Linked DNA regions of Homo sapiens: region 1 is linked to region 2. Evidence: chromatin contacts called from ENCODE Hi-C data. All regions are on one chromosome and are shown on one strand. The core of a region is the stretch at or near the end of the contact, and the rest is flanking DNA. Distances in the headings are between cores, read along the strand shown.

Region 1 (7,305 bases), core at 3,512-6,011, 5.0 Mb after region 2:
CTACATTGTATTGCGTTTGCGAATGTGCGTGAACACACGCACACGTGCAGGAGAATGTAGTGCCATAAGAACACTGGCGCTTTTTAAAACTTTCCAAGCTAGCTACTTATTTTCATTTTCAGGGTTGAGTACTCTAAGCTCTCTACTTACTGTGAGAAGTTTTCTACATTGTAAAATTAAAAGATTATATTTAAAATACTTCTTTAGGATGTTATTCAGCCATCAAAAAAAAACCCAACTAAAATGTCTTACCAGTAAAGTATTATTAAAAGCCTCATTTGTGGAGATTCGCTGACTTCCTTGGTTAAGCTGTCTTGTATTTACTTAATTTGTCCCCTCAACCAGGTGTTTTCTTTTCAGCCTGTTACTGTCCTGTGCCATTTTTAAAAATAGCCATCATGAGTAAGGGCTTCTTTAAAATAATCCCTGACAATATCTTTGGCATTAATACGACATAAAGACAAGACAGTATATGTATGTTTTCATTCCTGTTTTGTACGAGTGCCTCATTTTGTAGTCATGAAAGTAACATAGTACCTTAAATAAAAATGTAATGACTAATCTAAGGTCTAGGAATAACTATTGTAGAAGCTAAGTAGAACACTTAGTTTGGGGTGTCAATTTTCTATCAACGCAAACACCTTAGGGTACCCAGACCAATTTTATGTATATATATTCTGAAATGCTCCCTTTTTAATGTGGTCATTTGTTGCCTTCTAAGTTGAGAGGACAAAACTGAATAAAGTGAATGTTAATTGTAGTCTAGTTTTTTTGTTTGTTTTTGTGTTATTGCAAGATTGCTTTAAGATTGCAGAAATATGCATTATTAGCCAGCATAGATAATCCAGATGTTATAATAGGAAGGAAAAACAACTCCAGTTAAATGTGACTGTGGCGACTCCCTTTTATGTATACATTTAAATGCATAGTTGCAGAGGACACATCCCTCCCCTTCTGTCTCCCTAACTTGAACTGTAGACCGTCCTCACTGGGAAGAGTAAGGCCCCACATTTTGTGCAATAGCAAGCTACTGCCCACTTCTGCATGTCTGCTACGAGATCAGAAAGTCAGTTTCACTAAGGTTGTCTTTTAGCTGAATACTTAGAGTAAAACCAATCAAATCCATTGTACATACCTGACCATATGTCCCAGATAAAAAGGAAAGACTTGCGTGATGTTTTTTTCCTTCTGAGTGCCCTGAGGAGATCCTTTTGCTTCAGACTATTTCTAATTTTTCTTTGTTTATAGGTTCAGAATTTTTTCCATGATTGTTTTCCCCCAAACAAGTGCATTTTTAATTACTTTAAATGCAGGGGTGATAGAGGAAATGCTATTCGAACCATAGACATCTTTAATCTGTGAAGCTGAAATTTTTCAGCAAAGGAAATTGCATGGTCAAGTTCAGAAACTGGCCATTAATTTCCCCCTTCCGCTCCACAGTTCATAGCTACTCTTGTTGCAAACATGTAGTGATAAGGAGAACTAACGTATCAAGGGGCTGAGAGGGTAACGTTCCCCTCCTCCTCCATGTTTTTATTTTGGTGTCTGTTTTGTTTCTAGCACTGTATTTAGTACTGTAGTTGAATGAGGTATGATGTCTCCCTTCAAGGAACTCAGAATGGAACAGAAGCATGAGCAAAAGATTGTATTACAGAGGTATGAATAAAATGCCATGGGGAACACAGAGAAAGGTTCACCCGGGAGAGATGGCCTAGCCACTTCCTTAGTGACTGTTTGGTATATGTAGGTCCCCCTGCCATTACTCTTTCAGCCTTCTGCAATCTAGTTCTACTTAGTCACACACTTCTCTAAGACCACTCATACGTAAACACTACGTAGAGGCCCCTTTTTGCCTCATTTTACATTGTTTAGTTATCATTTTGAAACTTTTCTTCACATATGTAACAGTGCCGGAGTTTTTCTGCTTCTCTGTGTTTGTTCAGTAACTCTTCTTTAGGATACACCTAAAGATGAGAAGCTTCATACCCAGTACTCCTCTTCATTCACTCATATGTTTTTGGGATCAGTCCCTTCTGCTGGCTGTGCATTGGTCTAATGGAACAGAATAGAGTCCAGAAATAACCCAACATGTATGTGGACAACTGGTTTTTGACAGAGGTGCAAAGGTCTTGAAAAAATGATGCTGGAATAATTGGGCATCAGATGCAAAATTAAAAACAAATTGATCCATATCTTAACACTGGCAAAGATTAAAGTCCAAATGGATTATAGTTCCCCAAAACTGTATAATTTCTAGAAGACAACAAGGAAAACGTGTTCAGCCTTGGGTTAGGAAAAGATTTCTTAAATCCAACACCAAAAGCACAATCCATGAAGGAAAAATCGATAAATTGTACTTTATCAAAATTGAGAACTTCTCTTTGAAAGGTACCATAAGGAGAACAAAAAGACAAGCTGTAGAGTGGCAGAAAAATATTTGCAAAACATTTCTGATAAATGAGTTGCATCTAGATTACATAAAGAAGTCTCAAAACTGAACAAGTAAACCCATTGTTTACTTAATCGCTGTTTCTCCTGAGCTTGCTGCCTCTGCCCCTGCTCTCTCTCCTTTTCCATTTGTTTTCAACATTGAATCCAGAATGTTCTTCTTGAGATCCAAGTCAGATCACACCAACCCTCAGAACTCTCCAATAGACGACCATGGCACTCAAAAGTCCACAATAGCCTTCAATGCTGGGCAAAACATGAAGCACCCCTTTTCTCCCTTCTCTGACCCCATCACCTCTGTGTTCACCCTGCTCCTGCCGTCCTCCCTGCCTCCAAAACAGGTCAGGCCTTCGTGCCTTTGCACTTACTATTTGCAATACCCAAATGTTCTTCAGGCTCTTTAGCCTCTTCATTTCTTTCCTGAAGTGTCATTCTCACTGAGGCTTATCTAAAGCTGCAGCTACTGGGGCATTCCTGTCTCATCTCCCTGCTGTATTTTGTACTCCCGGCTCTCTTTTGTACTTTTAAACATACTATATGGTTTACCTTTGTTGTTTATATTTGCATGTTGTTTCCCACTTGAATGTAAGCTCCAAAGATTTTATTTTTTTAAACTGAATTATTACTGTATTCCCAGAACAATTCCCTGGCAAATATTTGGTACTCAATAGTAATGCTAAGTTAGTAAATAAATGATGAATTTAGAATCAAAATAATGTGTCTATGGCCAAAATAAAACCTGAAATCCCTGTCCTATTTCCCAGAGGTAACTGCTGTTAATAGTTTAGTTGTGTGCTTCCAGACATACCTTCACAGAATCATTTATCACAATAAAGGTGTCATACTATGCAGATTGTTTGACAAGATGCTTTTTTTCACTTTACACGGGCATCTTTTCATACCATTGTGTGGCCAGGCCATGATTTGTTTTCCAAAAGACATTTACCCAATTTATATGGTGAAGATTTTTGTCCATATTACTTTTTATAGTATTTCTGTAGGGTAAGTTCCCAGAAGTAATATTGCACGATCATCGAAAAATTTTAGTGTTACATTACTGCCCCATAAAGGTACTAATTAACATCCCTCTCAACAACATAGAAGATTCCTTTTTTTTTTTTTCTTTTTTTGGGTGGAGGGGGGCGGGGACAGAGTCTTACTCTGTCGCCCAGGCTGGAGTGCAGTGGTGCCATTTCTGCTCACGGCAACCTCCACCTCCCGGGCTCAAGCTATTCTCCTGCCTCAGCCTCCCAAGTAGCTGGGAATACAGGCACGCGCCACTACGCCCAGCCAATTTTTGTAGAGAAGGGGGTTTCACCATGTTAGCCAGGCTAGTCTCGAACTCCTGACCTTGTGATCAGTGCTGGGGTTACAGGCGTGACCCACCGCGCCCGGACGGATTTCTTGTTTTCATACTGTCATCAACTTTAAATACAAGTATTTTCAGTTTTTGCCAATGCTGTTAATTTAGAAATGTGTATGTATATATTGTCTGGTGGGTGTTTGGATGGAAACGATCAAAATCGGGCAACTTCCCCAGTTTCCTTGAAGGGAGTGCTTGCCATCGGCCCCTCTGGGAAGTAGCTCTCCGTAGTTCTCCATCTTCCTGTTTTGAGGAACGCAGGAGGAGGTGGATCTGGAGTCTCATCCATTCGGTGGCTGTTAACGGCAACTGCAGCAGCCAGCCAGGTCACCCCCTAAAGCAAAGTTAACCCCTTGCATGGTGCCTTGGTCAGCACCCACCAAATTCGAGGTTTCTCCTATCCTTCGACTCGAGGCTCTTTTGACAGATGTGATTTATTTCCTCCTAGAGCCAGTCACATTGGCTCAAGCAACCTATCGTAAGAAAACAAATACAATAGTGTTTTAGCTGGAAACTGCCCACTGTCTAAGCGGCTTTTTAAATTAAGAACTCAGGTTCACTACGGGATGGCTTAGGCCAGGGAACAGCATGTGCGAAGTTCGAAGCCCGAGAAGTTTGGAGGAGCGGCCCCAGGCGCAGGCGGGTCCCGCAGCGGGGCCCGTGCCGCCCAGGCGATCAGCCCCTTCACTTAACCCGCTTCCCTCCTAGCAGGCCCGAGTCCCCTAGCCTCAGCCTCACGCAGCCAGAGCAAGGGGAAGAGGGAGTCCTTCGTGAGTTCGCCGCTCACATTCGGCGGTGGGAAACCGATCCGAAGATGCTTTTGTAGGCGAAACGCTCAGCTCGCGCGGCTCTGAACCACCGGGGAGCAGCGGCTGCTGCTAGTCGGACTACGCCAGCACCTCCTTGTCCAGCCCGGGAGCAGCCCCGCCTCGCTCAGGGCCGCGTGCGCGTGCGCGGCTCCAGGGGCGGGGCCTGCTCGCGTCCCGGGTGCCTGGATACCGAGCGCGTCCGTAGTGGCGGCTGGCGCTAGGGAACTGCAGGGTCTAGGGTGTTGTCGGAGTGGCAGTTGGTCCGAATTTCTCCCGAAGCCCGCGGAGGAGCGGGTAAGAGCCCCGCGAATCCGGCCCCAACCTCGGGAACGGGATGGGAGGCGGCCCTGGCCGCAAGCCCCGCGCTGCTAGCGGGTCCACCGCGTCGTAGCCGACAGCCGCCCTTCTTCCTCGCAGCGCGCCGCGATTCACCAGCCTGGTCCCTTCTGCGGAGAGCGATGCCGCTTCCCGACACCATGTTCTGCGCTCAGCAGATCCACATTCCCCCGGAGCTGCCGGACATCCTGAAGCAATTCACCAAGGCTGCCATCCGCACCCAGCCGGCCGACGTGCTGCGGTGGTCCGCGGGGTAAGCGCCCTTGGCCCGGGGAGCTGTCCGGTCTACATGCCCAAGCCAGACGAGCCCAGAGAGCCCTCCTCCCGGACCAGGGGCCTTACGCGGCACTCAGCGTCCTTAAGAGTATCAGGCAAAACTTTCCCCTTAGCATTGGTGACATCTATACTTGAGTGTTTTATCTAGGAACCATTTCGATTTATCGACTATGAGACCCGAAATCATTGCAAAATGCTCACTTACCTACAACGTAATGGCAACTCAATTGTTTAAAAGTGTTTATGATGAAGATAGACTAAAACTTAACAAAGTAATTGCATTGGGCAAAAAAGTGTTTACATTATGTTAAAAAAATTACACGGTTGCAGTCACTTTGTGAAATGACTTTACAAAGAGGAATATTTTAGCTAAGTTCCTCATCTGCAGAGAGTCCTCTCAGAGCTATGTATACCCAGAGCTGGTTAAATTTATTAGAACCGGAACGACCGTGGTCATACTGAGGTCATCATCCCTAGAGTGCTCAGGGTAAACTGTCCAGCAAATGAAGCTTCACAGTTTATTTTTTGCCACAAACATTCCAACACTTGCCAGGAACAGACATTCATAATCTCAAAGTTACAAGTCAACAGATCTTAGAGGCATTAAAAGAAATCCTCTTGGTTTTACAGGAGAGCTCTTTGCCCCTTTTCAATAAACAGATGTAAAACAAAAACTCACTTTTATGATGACAAGAGTCAGCACAGGTGTAAATTTAATTTAAATATTTTAGTCATCAACATTTCAAATTTTGGCTGGGCTTGGTGGTTCATGCCTGTAATCCCAGCACTTTGGGAGGCCAAGCTGGGAGGATCACTTGAGCCCAAGAGTTTGAGACCAGCCTGGGTAACACAGCAAGACCCCATCTGTATTTTTTTTAATAAGAAAACTAATTTAAAAAGAAAAAAAACAGCCAAATTTTGCTGGCTTTAAACTCTATAACCAAAGTGAATTAGTTTCGTTTGGCTGCTGTAACAAATCACCACAAAACTTGACAGCTTAAAACACAGACATACATTTGGGCCGGGCGCGGTGGCTCACGCCTGTAATCCCAGCACTTTGGGAGGCCGAGGCGGGTGGATCATGAGGTCAGGAGATCGAGACCATCCTGGCTAACAAGGTGAAACCCCGTCTCTACTAAAAATACAAAAAATTAGCCGGGCGCGGTGGCGGGCGCCTGTAGTCCCAGCTACTCGGGAGGCTGAGGCAGGAGAATGGCGTGAACCCGGGAAGCGGAGCTTGCAGTGAGCCGAGATTGCGCCACTGCAGTCCGCAGTCCGGCCCGGGCGACAGAGCGAGACTCCGTCTCAAAAAAAAAAAAAACACAGACATACATTCTTGCAGTTCTGGAGGCCAGAAGTCCAAATTAGTTTCACTAGGCTAAAATCAAGGTGTTGACAGGGCTTTGCTCTTTCCAGTGGTTCTCAGGAAAACCCAGCTCGTTTCCTTGCCTTTTCTGGCTTCTAGAGCTGCATTTCTTGGACGCCTTGGCTCATGTCCCCTTCCTCCATTTTCAAGGCCAGCATCTTCAAATCTCCCTCTGCCTCCTTCTTCCAAGGACACTGGTGATTGCATTCAGTGGCCATCCAGATAGTCCAGGGCAGTTTTCCCACCCGAGATCCTTATCAGTCCACAAAATCCCTGTTACCATGTAAAGTAACATTCCCAGGTTCCTGGAACATGGACCTGGATACCTTTGGGGCTGTTATTTTACCCACCAACTGAGCTACTTGTCCATCCAGTGCTTGCCTTCTGAGAAATGCTTTTATCAATGGTTTCTGAAAGACTCTTTCAAAGTTCTTGCTAAAGAAATATAGCCTCTGGTTTTAACCATTATTCAAGCTTAAATAAAAGGATTTATAAGAGTTTGTGCTGTACAAAAAATTCCAAGATTTAGCAACATCTTCTTGGAACATTAAACTATATTTAGTAATACCTTAGAGATAGTTATGTTAAGCTTCACTTTGTTTATTTATTTATTTATTTTTGAGACGGAGTTTCACTCTTGTTGCCCAGGCTGGAGTGCAATGGCGAGATCTCGGCTCACGGCAACCTCTGCCTCCCGGGTTCAAGCG
Region 2 (6,504 bases), core at 1-2,500:
TCTATCACCGGCAGGTCCTCAGTTAGGTACACGCCTGTCTTGCTTGGGTGTCAACGACAGGAAACTTAGCTATCGCTGGATGTCTGCTTCCGCCACTCCACAGCAGGTGGTATCCAGAGTGTGTAAGCAAGGTCAGGGGTGCGAAATTTGGAGAAGAAAACTCAGAGAAAAATGCAGACTGCTTTTTTTGGAAGGGGTGTTTTCAGTTGCAATTTCCATACTGAGGAGCTAGAAATTGGCTGGTAAGGTCTAGACATTAACTTAACTAAACGTGCATTCCTCCTCTTGAATTTGGACTTTATAAGGAATTTGGATTGTATAACCACACGATGGAAGCTGCGAGAGGCTTCTGAACAAGGTACTGACGGCGACCAGCTGTGATGACTAAAAAGACGATTCTGGTGGTGGTGGATACGGTGGCTGGAGATAAGAAAAACCTCGGTTCAAACGAGATCTGAATTTACCCACTAACTACGACCACGAGGAGTTTATTCCTTTATCTTTCCGTTTTCTCTCTCTCCCGAGAAGTGTCAAAAACAGGATTTGGAGGTGGCAGGATAATGGCCAAAATGGGTAGACAAGGTGGCGAACGATTCAACCAGGCTCTGGGCTTGGCGCATGGTGGGCGGTGGCGCCCACACCTGGGCCTGGGAACCCGCCGCTCGGGCATCACTGGCTGCCGCGGCGACCGGCGAGGACACATGACCGAGGAGCGAAAGGTCAGAAGACAAGGGGACTGTTACAGGAGCAGGGGAGCCGCCACTGGCTGCTAAGGCCGTGCAACTGGCGCCGAAGCGCACGATCTCCGCCCGCCCCGCAGCGCGTCGGGAACTGTAGTCCCTCCCTCTCCTGCTCCCTGGCCCAGGACGGGCTCCGGGACAGCGCCTATCCCTCTAGCTGTAAATCACGCACTTTCCTGTCCTGGACGCCGGGTCCTTCCACTTCTCAGGCGTCTGGAGCTTACGTCACGGGCGGGTCACCGCCCACATAGCGGAGGCCTTTAGGTGTCTATGGAAAGCCTGTCGTACAGCAAGGTGGCAATAAAGGATCGACCCTTAACAGTGGTAGGAATGCACCTTCGATCCTTCTACTCCTATTGGCTGCTCCTCTGTGGGCGTCTCCCCCGCCGCATAGCACAGCTCCTCTCCCGGTGTTGCTCAGGCAGCGCCTTAGGCAGCCCCGCGCCCAGGGGAGGGGCGGGGCGAGCCAGGGCGGGGCGGGGCGAGCCAGGGCGGGGCGGGGCCCTGACTGGACTGCGTCGCGCTCGGGGGCCGCGCCGGGTAGCGTTTCTTTTTAGTGCCTGAGGCAGCTCTGGCTCGGAGAGCCTTTTGCTAGCCCCACGGGGACCTCTGTGCACGGATGGACCCGCCCGGACCTGGCGGGAAGCGGCCTGGCAGGCGGCGGCCCCGGCGGCATCAGCAGAGACAGGACGGGGCCGACGCCGCGGGCCCCTGAGGCGTGCGTGCCCACCGGGCCCGGCGGCGGCACCATGATGCCGGGCGAGACCCATTCGGCGGCGCCCGGGACGGCGGCGGACCTGTCGCGATGTCAGGGCTGCGCCTCTCTGCAGCAGGTGCAGCACCTCCCGGGGCCCCGGGCGCGGGGGGGGACTCGGCTCGGCCGGCCGGGAGCGCAGGGATGTGGGGTCCGGCCGCGCGGGCTGTGCCTCAGTGCGCTGCTCTCCCTTCCCAACCGTAGCTCTTGCTCGCTCGTCTCTCTGCTCTCTTTTTCCTACATGAGTTTTGGGGACGGCTTTCTTTGCTTTATTTAAGCTTGAAACCCAGAGTTCATTGACTGGAATGCGCTGGTGTAACGGTGGGGGTGGAGTAAGCGAGGTTTGGAGGGCCCCCCACCTTCCCTACCCGGCCTCGGAGCTCCCTAGGGCAGACTCCGTAGGTCAGTGAGGGACAGGTGAAACGCCGAGGGCAGTTATCTCCCTGAGGATAACGCTTTGGTCTTCTGGCCCATCCTGAGTATTTGTTGTTTGGAGGCAGAATCTTACGTGACATGTGGGTTGTCTGAGTCTTAGACTCGAAGAGTCTAGGGAGGCGTTTCAGCTTATAGCAGATGTGCCATCCCGAGGCTAATTTTTTAAAAAGCAAGCCAAGTAATTGGTCAAGTAGCTTGTCAGTTGTTTGATAAAAGTAGTTTATGAAAGGCATGCAGAGACTGGAGGTTTCTAACAGCGGCGTGGGCTCTTCTTTAGAGTGACATAAGGGAGAATTGCTAGAGTATGGCTCCAGATCTTATGGGGTGGTACTTGGGCAATAGTGCCCCTCATTTCCCACGACTCTCCTAGCTGCCTGATGTCGGGGGTCTCTTTTAACTTCCTACTATCGCGGTTTCAGTGATAAAACGGAACTCACCAGCACCTCATTACCTACTCTGCCTAGTGTTCTAGGAACTACAGACATTGTGGTGAACAAAATAGGATCTCTCATAAGTAAGATGCATATGTGTGAATAAGGCCTCAGAAGATTTTAGGTGTTAGAAAATAAAGGAGGATGTTGGAATATTGGTCTTGTCTCTTAGCTAGAGTAGTCAGGTAGGGAATTTTTGAGTCAGTAACTTTCAGATATTTGAATAATGGGAAGGATCGGGCTGTCAGAAGAGATGTGGGAAGAGCTTCCTGGATAGAGGGATTAACAGGTGGAAAGGTTCCTTTGGTGAGAAGGAGCAGGGTGTCTTTGATGAGCAGAACATGGTATGGTTGGCATGAGCATAGTGCACACGGAAGATGGTTGATGAGACCAGACGGGAGTGCAGGCTAGGTAGGCCATGCCGAGAAACTTGGTTTGCATTTTAAGTGCAATATCTGTGAACTGATTGCAAACATTTTAAGTGTTGAAGGAAGGGGAGGAAGGAAATGTGCTGCTTTTGTGAGTAGAAGGAGAACTAACAGATCATTGCCTTCACTGAGCTGCATTGTGTAGGTATCTTATAACGCCCCCCCGCCCCCGCCACCACCACCCCAGGAACGTGATTGGAGTTCTCCCGAATCTTTAATACATTGTATTTATTATTCGAGCCAATTCACTCAACAAACATTTATTGATCACCTGCCGTATTTTAGACACTGCAATTATGGCATTAGGGGAGAAAAAGACAAAAATTCTTGATCTCTTGGAGCTTCCGTTCTAGGAGGGTGGCAGGATAAATGAAACAAATGAGTTATGTTAGAGGGTAATGAAAACGTTGTTGATGAATTGAACAGAGATGGGGAGGGAATGAATGGGTGAGGACTAGGCCAGTGGCTGTTGGAATTTAAGTAGGGAGTCCTGGAACGTTTATATTGGAGCAAAGGTGAGAGAATAATAAGCTCTGTAGAAATCTTGGAAGAAAAGTCTCCCATACAGTGGAAACATCAGATGTGAAGAACTGTAGCAGGAGCTGGCTTGGTGTGCTTGGGAAGAGCAAGAAGGCCAGTGAAGCTGGAGCGGAGTGAATGCTGGGAGTCAGGAAGGTAGGAGGAGGGCCTGATTGTGTGGGCTCCTGTAGACCATTGTTGGGGTTTGGGCGATGGAAATGGTGAGTCATTGGAGGCTTTTGTGCAGAAGAACTACTGATGTGAACTGTGCTTTTCAGTCATGGATCTGTTATGGTTAAATTTAGCAACTGTATTCTTCTGGTTGCTTAGGCCAGAAACTAGATGGCATCCTTGGTGCAGCTCTTTTTTTCTCATAACCTGTATCCAGTTTATCAGATTGTGTCCGCTCTGCCTTCATTATTCACCCACTTTTCAACATCTCCACTGCTTCCACCGTGGTGTGAACTACTCTAATGTATGGCCTAGAAATTGAATCTCCTTCCTTCTACCCTTGCCACATTTCCTGCTGTGGGTTCTCAAAACATCAATAAGAGTAATCCTAGATCCAGAGGTCTGCAAACTTTTTCTGTAAGGAGCAAGATCACAAGTATTTAGGCTTTGGGGACTTGCTCAGAACTGCTCAGCTCTGCCATTTTCATGTGAAAGCAGCTGTAGACAATTCACAAAGAAATGAGTATGCCTGTGTTCCATTGAAACATTATAAACACTGGAGTAGGGCCTTAGTTTACAGAGTTCTTCTCTAGGTCAGGACACTATTGCATTTGGATTTTCTGTGGCCTGGAATTGGATTACCTTTTTAGGGGAAAGTTACGAGTAGAGTCTCTGGAGGAATTCTGTAGTTGTGCAAAGTGAGTCTAGAAAAATAGGTTCCTGGCAGTTTATAGAGAACCTTGAATGGTAACCATCATAAATTCTTGTACTTATTTCTGTCAGTGTTATGGGATGGTGAAGGTTTTTGCATAGTTACGTTAGGACAGTGCTTGTAGTAGAAGTAACGGTGGTATGCAGGATGGATTGAAGGGGGGTGCAACTAGGTATGGTAAATTATTTTACTAATACATAATAGTGATAACAAAAGTCTGAAGTAATTGAAGGTTCCTGGGAAGGGGAATAAAGAAGAAAAAGGTTCTGAATATGAGACAGTGTAAAGAATGGGCAGGTCTCATGTCAGGAAATGGAAGGTCCCGAGGTTTAAAACTCAAATGACCATGAGAACTGTGGTAGATACAGGAGGAAGAGGAAATCAAGGTGGAAGGGACTGAAGTTGGAATGACATCAGAACTAGGAGTGTTCAGCCATTTTCAGATTTAATGTTTGTGGAACACAGTGCTTCCAAGGTGCCCTAATATCCCTCAAGGAAATAGCAGGCCAGGTTAGATGTGCACTGTGTTCAGTGTAAGAATTTTATCTGGGCTGGGAGCGGTGGCTCATGCCTGTAATCCCAACACTTTGGGAGGCCAAGGCAGTGGATCACGAGGTCAGGAGTTCAAGAACAGCTTGGCCAAGATGGTGAAACCCCGTCTCTACGAAAAATACAAAAATTAGCCGGGCATGGTGGCATGCGCCTGTAATCCCAGCTACTCAGGAGGCTGAGGCAGGAGAATTGCTTGAACCTGGGAGGCCGAGGTTGCAGTGAGCCGAGATGGTGCCACCACTGCACTCCAGCCTGGGTGACAGAGCAAGACTCCGTCTCAAAAAAAAAAAAAAAAAGCTTATTTGACAGAAGGGAGGTGTGAGGATAGGAAAATGGGGCATTATGTTCTGTCACTTAAAGGAATCTTTGAAACCATGAGGCCAATTCATGGGATTACATGCTATCATTAGAGTCAGTGACGGAAAACCAACTAGCTGATGTGTGGCCTTTGATGAAGGGGAACATGGAATGGTGAGGAAAGGAGAAACAGATAAAGTATGTTAGAGGGTTAAACAGGGAGTGCGTTCCAGAGGGAATCAAGAGTTCCAGAGGGAACCAAGATCGGAAAGAATGAGAATTAAGGAAAAGCAATTCTTTTGGTCAATTAGTAGATAACCGCTTTTTGGAAATAATTTTCGCATGTATTATAACTACGTGAAGTTCCATATTTCAATTAAACTTTCGTGTGAGAGAGAAACTAAAGAGGTACAGAGAGAAGATATTCTGTGCTATAGTTTTAACTTTTTGATCATGCAGAGAATTTACAAGTGTAACATAGGAGTCAGTCTTTCCAATGGTAGGCAACCATATTGGTGTTGTGACTTCATTCTGAACTGTAATGTTAGGCTAACTTGCCTCTCTGTCTTGAATAGTGGTTTGCTTGCACTGAAAATCTTCCTTTCATTTCTTAATCCTCCCTGTCCTTTTTTTCTTTAGTTGTTGAAGAGATAACAGTACCTTTGCAGAGATCATTATTTGATTCAGAAGTGTGCAGATTGACTACATTTTCTGTGTCTTTTGCTCGTAGTCTCACAAATCACTTCATATCTGTTTTGTTACGCTCATTGATTACAGTAGTTCATTGCTGATCCATAGCCCAATGCCCAAAGTTCTGGGTTGCAGAACTTTGGCAGTCAGATATAACAGTGTGGGTCCTCACTCTAGTCATATTATGTATTATGTATGGTTAAGTAAAGTCTTAAGTTGTGTGTGTTTAAGTCAAGCTAGTGAAGCTGACATAGTCTCTTTATTCTGATGAAGGAGAGGCCCATATTTGCTGACTTCACTGCAGTGCAAAACAGTTGGATTCTCCTGGGGATCCAGATGAGAGTTTGAAACACATGATTATATTGTTCATCTCATGTATCTAGATTAGATTCAGTGAGTTTGATGTATGGTTGTCCTTGGAACAGATTTGAGCCTGTCCATAAACTTGTGCTGGACTCCCATTGATAATCGCTAGTGATTTAAGTGTCATCGTTTGGAACTTGAAACATTTTATTCCAGACCTATTGATTTAGAAATGGTTCTTTTACAAGGAATGCTTACAAAATTGTAATTCATTCATTTGCCAAACACATTTATTGAGCTTCGATGTATATATGATGCTATCCTGTGTTTCAGAATACAATGATGAACAGAAGAGGCATGGAGCTCATTCTTGTTGAGGTTACAGTTAAGTAGAAAAGCAACCACAGTATAGGTATAATATAAATATTATGGTAAGGGACATATGAGGTACTCTGGGAGCATGTAGGAGGGA

Evidence for each region. Hi-C counts contacts between places; a loop is a spot of excess contacts on that map. Pooled maps may share reads with other maps.
Region 1: a loop to region 2 is called in a pooled map, with 9 times the contacts of the local background. The contact joins the promoter of ROPN1L-AS1 here to the promoter of ICE1 in region 2. A Hi-C loop is called at or near these places in 5 of 50 pooled maps.

What each region holds. Positions count from the first base shown.
Region 1 is chr5:10,437,090-10,444,394 of GRCh38, forward strand. It overlaps ROPN1L-AS1 (ROPN1L antisense RNA 1), which reads right to left and starts at 4,762. Exons shown (of 2, transcript NR_102746.1): 1 at 4,599-4,762; 2 at 3,646-4,284. It overlaps ROPN1L (rhophilin associated tail protein 1 like), which reads left to right and starts at 4,790. Exons shown (of 5, transcript NM_031916.5): 1 at 4,790-5,209. The coding sequence starts at 5,079. It overlaps MARCHF6 (membrane associated ring-CH-type finger 6), which reads left to right. Exons shown (of 26, transcript NM_005885.4): 26 at 1-3,299. RefSeq lists a silencer at 4,644-4,903.
Region 2 is chr5:5,421,427-5,427,930 of GRCh38, forward strand. ICE1 (interactor of little elongation complex ELL subunit 1) reads left to right here and starts at 1,251. Exons shown (of 19, transcript NM_015325.3): 1 at 1,251-1,573. The coding sequence starts at 1,490. It overlaps LOC101929200 (a long non-coding RNA gene), which reads right to left and starts at 703. Exons shown (of 6, transcript XR_001742583.3): 1 at 1-703. RefSeq lists enhancers at 1-497, 498-1,008, 874-1,123 and silencers at 1,154-1,483, 1,544-1,683.